Regions from separate parts of the Homo sapiens genome. Here region 1 is linked to region 2. A link is a contact called in ENCODE Hi-C or POLR2A ChIA-PET data. All regions are on one chromosome and are shown on one strand. The core of a region is the stretch at or near the end of the contact, and the rest is flanking DNA. Distances in the headings are between cores, read along the strand shown.

What was found. A loop is a pair of places that touch in the nucleus more often than their neighbours do. ChIA-PET counts read pairs that join two places held with the same protein, here RNA polymerase II (POLR2A). Pooled maps may share reads with other maps.
Region 1: a loop to region 2 is called in a pooled map, with 2.3 times the contacts of the local background. The contact joins the enhancer-like site here to the promoter of FGFRL1 in region 2. A Hi-C loop is called at or near these places in 21 of 168 maps with a recorded cell type or tissue (B cell, CD14-positive monocyte, CD4-positive, alpha-beta T cell and 14 more), 33 of 37 single-sample maps with no recorded cell type and 31 of 50 pooled maps. POLR2A ChIA-PET finds 5 or more read pairs at or near these places in 4 of 52 experiments (CD4-positive, alpha-beta memory T cell, GM12878, H1 and 1 more).

The regions. Positions count from the first base shown.
Region 1 is chr4:1,327,763-1,332,606 of GRCh38, forward strand. All of the region lies in intron 5 of MAEA (macrophage erythroblast attacher, E3 ubiquitin ligase), which reads left to right. Among named protein-coding and RNA genes, the nearest start is that of UVSSA, 17 kb to the right of the region's middle. Within about 2 kb of position 2,474, at least 6 of the 41 ENCODE cell types and tissues checked have a DNase peak (open chromatin) inside an H3K27ac peak, as active enhancers do; they include CD4-positive, alpha-beta T cell, CD8-positive, alpha-beta T cell and PC-9, where a contact is called at or near this core.
Region 2 is chr4:1,008,430-1,012,875 of GRCh38, forward strand. It overlaps FGFRL1 (fibroblast growth factor receptor like 1), which reads left to right and starts at 3,197. Exons shown (of 7, transcript NM_001004356.3): 1 at 3,197-3,525; 2 at 4,041-4,135. The coding sequence starts at 4,057. RefSeq lists silencers at 1,020-1,129, 1,380-1,479, 1,770-1,839, 2,670-3,189, 3,869-3,938 and an enhancer at 1,520-2,152.

The DNA of each region.
Region 1 (4,844 bases), core at 1,224-3,723, 320 kb after region 2:
GCCAGCCCTCCCTGTCGTGGTCTGGGTCCTGGGACGTCCCCTGGGTCGTCCCCTGGGTCTTGAGTCTGACCCCTGCCTGCTCAGGTGGCTGCTTCTCCCACTGTTCCTGAATGGGACTTGGGGAGTGAGGCCTGGAGCCTGGCAGGGCCCCCGCCAAGGTGTGGCCCCAGGTGGGCATCCAGACCCCCGTGGCTGCCAGGGGAACCAGCTTTGAGGTCCCGACCGTCCACGTAAAACACGTGGATCAGGCTCCCGGCACCCCCTTTCCACATTGGAAAGTGCCGCCAGCCTCAGTAGATGGGAGTGTCTCTGACGTGTGGTCCTCAGGTAGCTCCAAGCGTCCTGAGCTTGGGAATGTCCCTCACAGTCATCGGGGAATGTTGACAGCGTGTGATGAGGGCACTTCTGGGTTCTCCGGCCTGTCTCCGACCCAAGGGCGGCGTGCAGTGAGCTGAGGCCAGCGGCGCCCTGGTGGTCAGGCCTGAGAAGGGGATGCTGGCTGTCACTGTGGCTCAGCCCAGTTGGGGTGCACGGCGTCTGCAAAGGAAGAGAGGCTGTCCGCTGGCTTCCCGCTGGCTCCCCAGAGTGGGCATCGTCAGGCAGCAGTGGTCCCTGGCCTGGGCAGTGTCGGCCAGTTCATGCTCACCCCGTCTCGGGGCAGGGCTGCTCCTTGAGTGCTAGGTCGTCTCACTCACTTTCATGGAGGTTCCTGAGCGGCCAAGCCTTGCGGTGACGCTTGAGTTGCTGTGTGGGGTGTGTGGGCCTGGCTGGCCCTCAGCTCCCGGGCGAGTGCCCAGCAGGTGTGTTTGCCAGGAGGGGGCACCTGTCCATGCCCACAGAAACCCGACCGCGACTCCATATCCACCTGCAGTGGGCCGGGTGGCCGAGTGTTCCACAGAAGGCCCATTTGGAGAAGTGGGCGTCTCACGATGAGGTGCTGAGGGTGGTCCCCAAGACGCACGGCAGAACCGCGGCAAGTCCCTGCCCTTGCGTGGACCCTGGAGAGGCCCGGGGTCCTGCTCCGGCTCCTGATGCTGACCTGGGCGCATGGTGGCAGGTCAGGCCTCGTCTTCACGCACGAGGGAGCCAGGCCTGCAACGAGGTCCCTTCTGTGCCTGAGAGGGCTAAAGCGGGGATCTCGGGACCCGGGCCAGTGGAGAGTGGCGTGTGAGCATTGCGGGGACACGGCCAGGGGCCCCCTGTCAAGAGGAGGGGCTCCCGCTCTGCTCTGGCCTCCGTGTGGCCTCGGTGCCTGTGTCGCTGGCCTCTGTCCGGCGGCAGTCTGCTTCCATCCCGAGTCAGCCTCCGTCTCCTTGAGGGCCCCGGCCACTGTCAGCCCTGGAGTCTGAAAACAAAACGTGTCCATCCCGGAGTCCCTCCGTCACAGATGTCTTCATCTAGGTGGCAGCTGGTTCCGCATAGGGTCTGTTGACCTGTTACCCCCACTCCGCATAGGGTCTATTTGCCTGTGTTACCCTGGCTCCGTGTAGGGTCTGTTTACCTGTGTTCCCCCCGCTCCGCGTAGGGTCTCTTTGCCTGTGTTCCCCCCGCTCCGTGTAGGGTCTCTTTGCCTTGTTCCCCCTGCTCTGGGTAGAATCTGCCCTAGAGACTCGCGGGGCCTCCACCTCATAATGTCTGAGCCGAGCTCAGAGCTGTGCCCTCTGCGGCCTCGTCTGTTGCAGGGGAGCAGGCAGGTCCCAGGAAGTGCGTGTCCTTCCTCCCGCAAGCAGACACGTGCTGCCTCGAAGCCTCAGCAGCCAGCCGGGCAGGCATGGCAAACAACACCCCAGTGTCTCGGGGGCAGGCGCAGTGTGAGCTACATCCTCTGCTGGGGCCGTCTTGGGAGTGGTTCTCCAGGTGCCAGGGCCTGGTCAGGGAAGTCCGGCCTCAGCTCAGCGTGGCCCTGGAGCCACCCACAAGGCACACGGGAGCTGGGCTGGGGTGGCAGGTGGGGCATCGGCAGGACGTTTGTGGGGTGAGGGAGTGCGGGTGTTTGGCTGGGAGCCCAGAGGGTGTTGTGTATCACTCACTGAGGCTGGACAAGAGGGAAGGCGGAGAAGCCTGGCCACATGTCTCCTGAGGGCTCCAGGCAGGGCCCTCTCACCTGCTGCCAGGGTCCCAGCCCGCAGGAGCTTCCCGTCCACCTCTGAACTCACGGTCCACATGGCGCTGGAGCGTCGGGCACCATCTACAGGGCTTGAGGCCAGCAGCCTAGCCTCTGGGTCCACTGGGGCAGGCAAGGTGAGTCCTGCTGTCTGTGGAGCCAGCGTGCTGGGCCGGGCAGGGGGCCTCGTTGGCTGGGGTGGCTGCAGCTCCGCCCTGCCTGGGGCATTTGTGGGTTTTTGCGAAATGCAAAAGTATGAGCTGCTAGTGATTAACTTTTAACGCCTTTAATTTTTAGTAAATGAGTAAGTGAATCCCTGACCCCAGGCGGCTGGGACCTGGCCTGTACTTCATGGGCTTTGTGTGAGCAGCTCCGTGCCGTCTGTCGCACACCCACACCTCAGCCTGGCCAGGCACAGTTTAGGAATTTTGTCTTCTGGGTGTTTCTCTCTCTCTCTCTTTCCGTGTGTGTGTGTGTGTGTTTTGAGGTTGAGTTTTGCTCTGTTGCCTGGCACAATCTCAGCTCACCGCAACCTCCGCCTCCCGGGTTCAAGTGATTGTCCTGCCTCAGCCTCTGAGTAGCTGGGATTACAGGCGCCCACCACCACGCCCGGCTAATTTTTGTATTTTTAGTAGAGATGGGGTTTCACCATGTTGGCCAGGCTGGTCTCAAACTCCTGACCTTGTGATCCGCCCACCTTGGCCTCCCAAAGTGCTGGGATTACAGGCGTGAGCCACCGTGCCTGGCCCGTGTGTTTATATTTTTAAAGAAAAATGGAAGTTTTTGTGTTTCTTATGTTAGCTGCATTTAGTTTGTTAAAAGTCACGGTTTTGTTTCCCCTGTGTCCTGTGGATGCATACCGTGCTGTTCTCCCCGGACCTGCTCTGAGGGCCCCACATCTCGGCTGCAGTTCTCTGTGTGTTGGGGCTGAATGCTGGCATCAAACGATCTGAAAAGAGTCAGCCGCCACTGTTAGGTTTTCTGTTTCTGTCTTGGGGTCAGGATTTGTGGATCAGGGACCTGGGGTGCGAGGTGAGGCAGCTTGTTAGGCGGATGATGTCTGTCTGGGGTTTGATTGATGGTGAGATAAGACGCGTAAACCAGGTCATGCAAATGAGATCTTGTAGATGTCAACCACGGAGATTAAATTTCCTCTCTTCAGCAGCTCTGGGAGGAGGTGAGATGCCCGTTGGCCGTGTTCTGTGCACGTCTTGGCGTGTGACGAAGGGTGACTTGTCTCCAGAGATGGAATGAGGGGGTTGGGTGGGGCTCCTCCTGGACTCAGACCCACGCCCACCCACACGCTCCAAGGAGGGGGATGCATGGGCACTGGAATCTCGGATGGCCGTCCCCAGCCCCTGCACACGCACCCTGCGGGGTCAGCCGTGTGGACTCACCCCCGACTCCCAGTCCCTGTATGCACCCTGCGGGGTCGGCCGTGTGGATTCACCCCCGACTCCCAGGCCCTGCACAGGCCCTGGGGCGTCAGCCATGTGGACTCCCCAGGCTGGGTCCCAAGCGTGGACGCCCCCCACTCCCTGCTGCCCCGGGCTCTCCTGGTGGTGCTTCCAACACGTGGTCCCCGTGCTATCCATCAAGGGGCTGCTGGGCCACCTCCTACACTAACTCCAGTCTCTGCGAGACACTGCATCTTCTCCAAGGCCACCGTGAGCGCCTGGCACCTCCTCAGCCCTGTGTTCCTTGGTACATGCCTTGTTCTGGACAGCACAGGGCTGACTCACACATGGGACTTGAGGCCCCTGGTTCTGTGCATTGGGGTCGCTTTGGCAGAGGGGCCCTGAGGGCTGAGAACGTGGGGTGCACAGGGGCCCGTGTGAGGGTCAGGACATGGGGGTGCAGGCCCTCAGGACAGCCAGAGGGACAGTGACCCTGTGTGTGGGGGGGGGCATGAGAATGGGGGCCCTGGGGGTGAGCAGGTGCCCGCTGGTCAGCTTGAAAGGGATCTGTTATGTTCTGCTTTGGTTTCTTGGTTGCCCAGCCTTAGACTGGAGTGGGGTTCTGGCCTGGAGTAGGCCTGTGTGCATCCCGCAGAGTTGGCTCAGGAAAGATCGTGGCTGCATGTGGTGTGTGGCACGCTCAGGGCTGAGAGGGCTGGGCCGGATCTGCAGGGAGTCCAGCCTGTGGGCTGAGGGAGGCTGTTCTTCGGAAGGTTGTGCTGGGCGTCACTGCCAAACAGCAAGGACTGCAGTTGAGAAGACTACACGTTCTTGGTCCGCTGGGGCCACGGGGTCCGTGGGGGCGAGCATCTGGGGAGAGTGGGAATCCTCAGGGTTTGGGTTCCTTGTAAACCAGAATCGCTTTGGAGAGCCCTCGGGGGCAGGTGCCATTTGCAGTTCTGGTGTTTTCCGTGGGTTGTCTGTGTGGCTTGGGTGCCCTGGTCCCCTGGAGGAAGGAGTGTCTGGTAGCTGCTCCTCCAGCCTCTGGTGAGCCGCACCTCCCGCCATCCCAGCCCCACCCAGCAGGTCGGCTTGGAGTGAGGCGATTACTTTGTACCTAGACTCTGACATAAAAGCTGTTAGCTCAGATTTTTCAACTTAAAAATGCAGGCCGGGTGCAGCGGCTCATGCCTATAATCCCAGCACTTTGGGAGGCCGGGGCAGGAAGATGGCTTGAGCCCAGGAGTTGGAGACCAGCCTGGGCAACACAGCGAGAATCTGTCTCTAACAAGATGTTTTTTACATTAGCTAGGTGTGGTGCTGCACATCTGCGGTCTCAGCTT
Region 2 (4,446 bases), core at 1,947-4,446:
GCAGTCTCGGCCCCCTGGGCTCAAGTGATTCTCCCACCTCAGCCTCCCCAATAGCTGGGGCCACAGGCACGCATCACCACATTGGCGACTTTTTGGATTTTTGTAGAGATGGGGTTTCACCGTGTTGCTCAGGCTAGTCTCGACCTCCTGGGCTCAACTGGTCTGCCTGCCTTGGCTTCCCAAAGTTCTGGGATTACAGGTGTGAGCCCCCACATCTGGCTCTGGGTCTTCTTATTCAGTGGTGTTTGGTGGGACCTGAACTGTATTTAGTCTCGTGTTGATGCTTCCCTACTACGGGGTGAGAACTTCTTCCTGCTCTAACGATGCTTCCCCACTCTGGCTGCTGAGCACAGGCACTATTCCCAGCCCTGCATGGGCTCTGATCCTGGGTGGGTCTTTCCCTGGCCTTGAGTGTTTTCTTCACGCTCCTGCACTGATCTGTGCTTAGCTGAAGCCTCCAGGCAGACCCTCTGTGGGTGTCTGGGCTTCTCGGTGCAGCCCCCTCCTCTCCAGCACTCTGGAGCACCTGTGAACTCCAGCCCCTGCCTGGCCACCTCTGTCTTCCCAGTTGAGGGAGACGCCGGTGGCTGCCTGGGTTTTCTCTGCACCGGCCTGGGCAGTGGGCGGGACTGTCCTCGCTGCCGGGTCGCTTCCCCTCTCTCCAGCACCACGGTCCTCGGTTTCGTGAGCCCAGTGCCTTACGTGCTGTTTTCACACCTATTTTTTTGGTTGCTGCAGCTGAGAGTGTGTAAGTCACTGTTACTGCATCTCCATTCTCTGCCAAGCCTCCTCCACCCGCCTGTCCTTGTCAGTCCCTACACCTGCTGTTCCTGAGATGCCGCCTCTGTGAGGCCTGCCCGGCTCTCCCCCAGTCCTGCCTCTTCTGCCCCGGGGCAGGTGCTGTCGCGGGCAAGCGAGGATCCGTGCTAGCGAACCTGCGCGCCTGGGGCTCACCGGGGCTGGGTAGGTGGCTACAAGAACCTGTCTTCCCGCGGTCACCCCATGGGGTTGGCTGAGGATGGGGCCTGAGACCCCGAGGGTGGCTGACCGCCCCGTTTCAGTTTTAAGGGGCAGGACGTGCTTGCGCCGGCCCCTCGGCTCCGCGCTGCCTGACCCGAAGGGCCGTGGGAGCGGGGAGGGCCCAGTCCCTGTTCCGGGGGTGGGCGAGGGGCGGGGGGCTGCCTGAGGACGGGGCCTGGGCCGGCCGCGGGCTGGGACGTGGCGGGCGGGGCGGGGCGGGGCGGGGCGGGGCGGGGCGAGGAGACGAGGAAAAACGCCTCGGGAGCTGCCGCGCCGGCGCCGCCGCCACCGCCAGAGGGCAGCGCGTGCCGGCGCGGGAGGCCCGGGCCCCGCCCCCGCCCGGCCAGGCCCCGCCCCCTCCCCGTCCCCGCCCCTGTCCGCCTCGGGCCCCGCCCCGTCTGCCGCTCCGCCCCTGGCCCCGCCCCCCGTCCCGGCCCCGCCCGCCAGGGGCCGCGACGCTGCCCGTGCCCCTCCCACTGCCCGCTCATTCGGGGGCCGGCACCTGCCGGCCTGTCCGCTCCCTGCTTATACTTTGCACGCTCGCAGCCACGTTTCCGCACACCTGTCCCCTTTCCACGCACCTGTGTCCGGCAGCCCGCACATCTGTGGGAGCGCTGCCTCCTCGCCAGCTGTCCGGGAAGTTCAGCGCCGCTCTCCCACGGGCGTGAGACCGCCCCACCCACCTGTCCGTGACTGCAGCTCCGGCCGGGAGGGCGGCAGGTGGGCCCCGGCGCTGCTGGCTCCTTGTGGGACAGGGCCGCGGCGGCGGCGCAGGACGTTCTCCCGCCGGGAGGACCACGCGGCGGTCCCTGGACCCTTCCCCGGGTGCACAGCGGCGGCTGCGCCAGCGGGGGCAGGATGGGCCGTCCGAGCGCACCTCCATCCGCCCTCGCGACGCCCACGCTGGCCCAGACGCGGGATTTGGGGTGGAGGACGCTGGGCTGGGAACCAGCACCTTGGGACGGCCGGGTAGTTCGGGCCTTGAGGAGTCCCACACCCTGACAGCTGGCGCCCCCCACGCCCCGCCTAGCTCTCCTCGGCCTGGGGACACCGGCTGCCAGGCCTCTCCAGTTTCAGCCTTTCCTGGGAGGACTTCCTGGAAGAGGGGGCTTCAGGCCCCAGAAAGAGAGGCTGCTCTGGGGGATGGAGGAGGTGCTGGGATGGTGACTCCGCGGAGTCGAGGGTGTGAGGCGGGATGTGGGCAGGCCGTGAGGTTTGTGTTGCAAGACTGGGAGGCAGGATGAGGGGAGGCCATGGGGCGGCTGGAGGTGCGGCCTGGGAGCCCTGCGTGCTGGGCCCTGGGCAGGGACGGCAGGCGAGGCGTGTGGAGGAAGAGCCGCGAAGAGCTGGGCGCTGTCTTCTCCACGCCTCCGTTTCTTCATCTGCTCCTGGGGCCGCCTGCCCGGTAGCGGAGATTGAATCGCATGTTGACGTCTATTACGATGATTAATGTTCTTGTCATTCCCGTCACTAGCAGGTGAGAGGCTGGGAGGCCTCAGGTGGGAACATACCTTTGGCCAAAGGCACCAGGTAACCCGAACGCCCCGGGGAGGACCCCTGCCTGCATCGCCGCGGCCGTCCCCCCCTACCCCGTCCCCAGCAGCTCCGGCTGGGCGAGGCCCTGCTTCTCCCTTCTGCTCCCGAAGACCCCCCGGGGCGCAGACCTGGAAGCCTCGAAGCTCCCGCGGCCGTCCAGTCCGCCCCCTTCTGAGCAACCAGAGAGCGGTCTGGGCCCGGCCCGGGGCTGCGCAGAGGTCAGACTGCCGCGGGCAGGGCCGGAGCCTGCTCTGGGGGTCGCGGAGGTGTCTCGAGAGTTGAGGACCCGACCCGGGCGCGCGCGGGCGCAGGTATGGGGAGGGCGCGGCGGCTCCTGGCCGGTCCTAGGAGCCTGCGGGGACCAAGGGCGCGCGGGCGGGGCCGGGGGCGCGGCGAGGCTCGGGTTGGGGCGGGGCGGGGGCGGGGGCGGGGCCGGACCCGGGGAAGCCGCCCGCCCGCGGGGACGTCCGCACCGCGAGGGTTAAGGCCGGGAGCCCGGCGGGGCGGGGGCGGTGTGCGCGCGCGGATTGGGGAAAAGTTTGGCGGCGGGGCGGGGCACGGGGGAGGGCTGACGCGCGCGGATTGGCCGGAAGTTGTGCCGGGGGCGGGTCGGGGGTCCGGGCTCGGCGCTCGCTCCGGGAGAGTTGACAAAGCCCCGCAGGGAAGGACGCCTCGCGGCGCGGCGCCCCGGGCCCCTCGCCCCGCCGCCCCGGGATCCCGGCCCCGGCCCCCGGCCCCGCGGACTCGCCCCCGCCGCCTGCCCGGTCCGGGACCCCGCGCCCCGAGCGCCCGAGCCCGGACCCCGACCCGGCCCGAGCCGCCCGCGCCCAGGTAGCGCCGCCCCGCCCCGAGACCGGGCCCGGGGGCGCGGGGCGGCGGGATGCGGCGCCCGGGGCGGCGATGACCGCGGAGCGCACGCCGCGGGCCCGGCCCTGACCCCGCCGCCCGCCCGCTGAGCCCCCCGCCGAGGTGAGCCCCCCGCGCGCGCGGCCGCGACCCCAGGTGGGCACACGGGGGAGGGCGGGGGTCCGGGGCGGGGGCGGGGAGGGGCGGGTTCGGGGCCCCAGCTGGGCACGGGTCATGCGCGCCGCCGCCGCTCCTGCGGGCCCCCGGCCTGCCCCGCCCCCGCCCCCGCGCCCCACGTGGGCCCCCCCCAGCGCAAATTTGTCCGCTAATGGCGCAGGCGATTATCTGCGGGGCGCTGAGTGTTGTGTGTCCTGCGGGCAGGGCCGGAGTTACAAGCGCCAGGAATCCAGACGGTGTTTGGAGAGGGGGGGCGGCGGGGGAGCCCGGTAATTAGTGTAAACCCTTTGTCTGCCTTTGATACCCACAGCTTCTCCCCGCTGCGGCTTCCTCCGCCTGGAGCGCGGGCGGGGAGGGCCTGTGGGGAGGGCGGCCAGACCCCTGATCCCCGCGGCCCGGGACCGGGGAGGGCGGTATCTCCCAGTTCCACGTGTTAGTGACGGCGCCCCCAATGTCCCCAGGTCCGGACAGGCCGAGATGACGCCGAGCCCCCTGTTGCTGCTCCTGCTGCCGCCGCTGCTGCTGGGGGCCTTCCCGCCGGCCGCCGCCGCCCGAGGTGAGTTCTGGCGCCCAGCCCGGCCAGCCTGGCCTCCGCCAGCGCCGCCCCCTTCCCGCCCGGCCCTGAACCCTGCCACAGTGCCCGCCTGGCACGCGCCATGCCCCGCCCCTGCCGCCCCGCTCGCCAGGCCCCCTTCCTTCCAGGGCCCCCTCACCCATGGGCTGTCCACAGCACCCACCGGGGCTCCCCTAGCTGGCTGGAGGGGTTCCCCTCATGCGTGCTTGCTGGCCAGGTGGGCTTTAGTCCTGGCTCCCCAGGACATGCTCCTGGTCTTGCAAACACTTTCATACTCGTACCTGCAGTCCAGG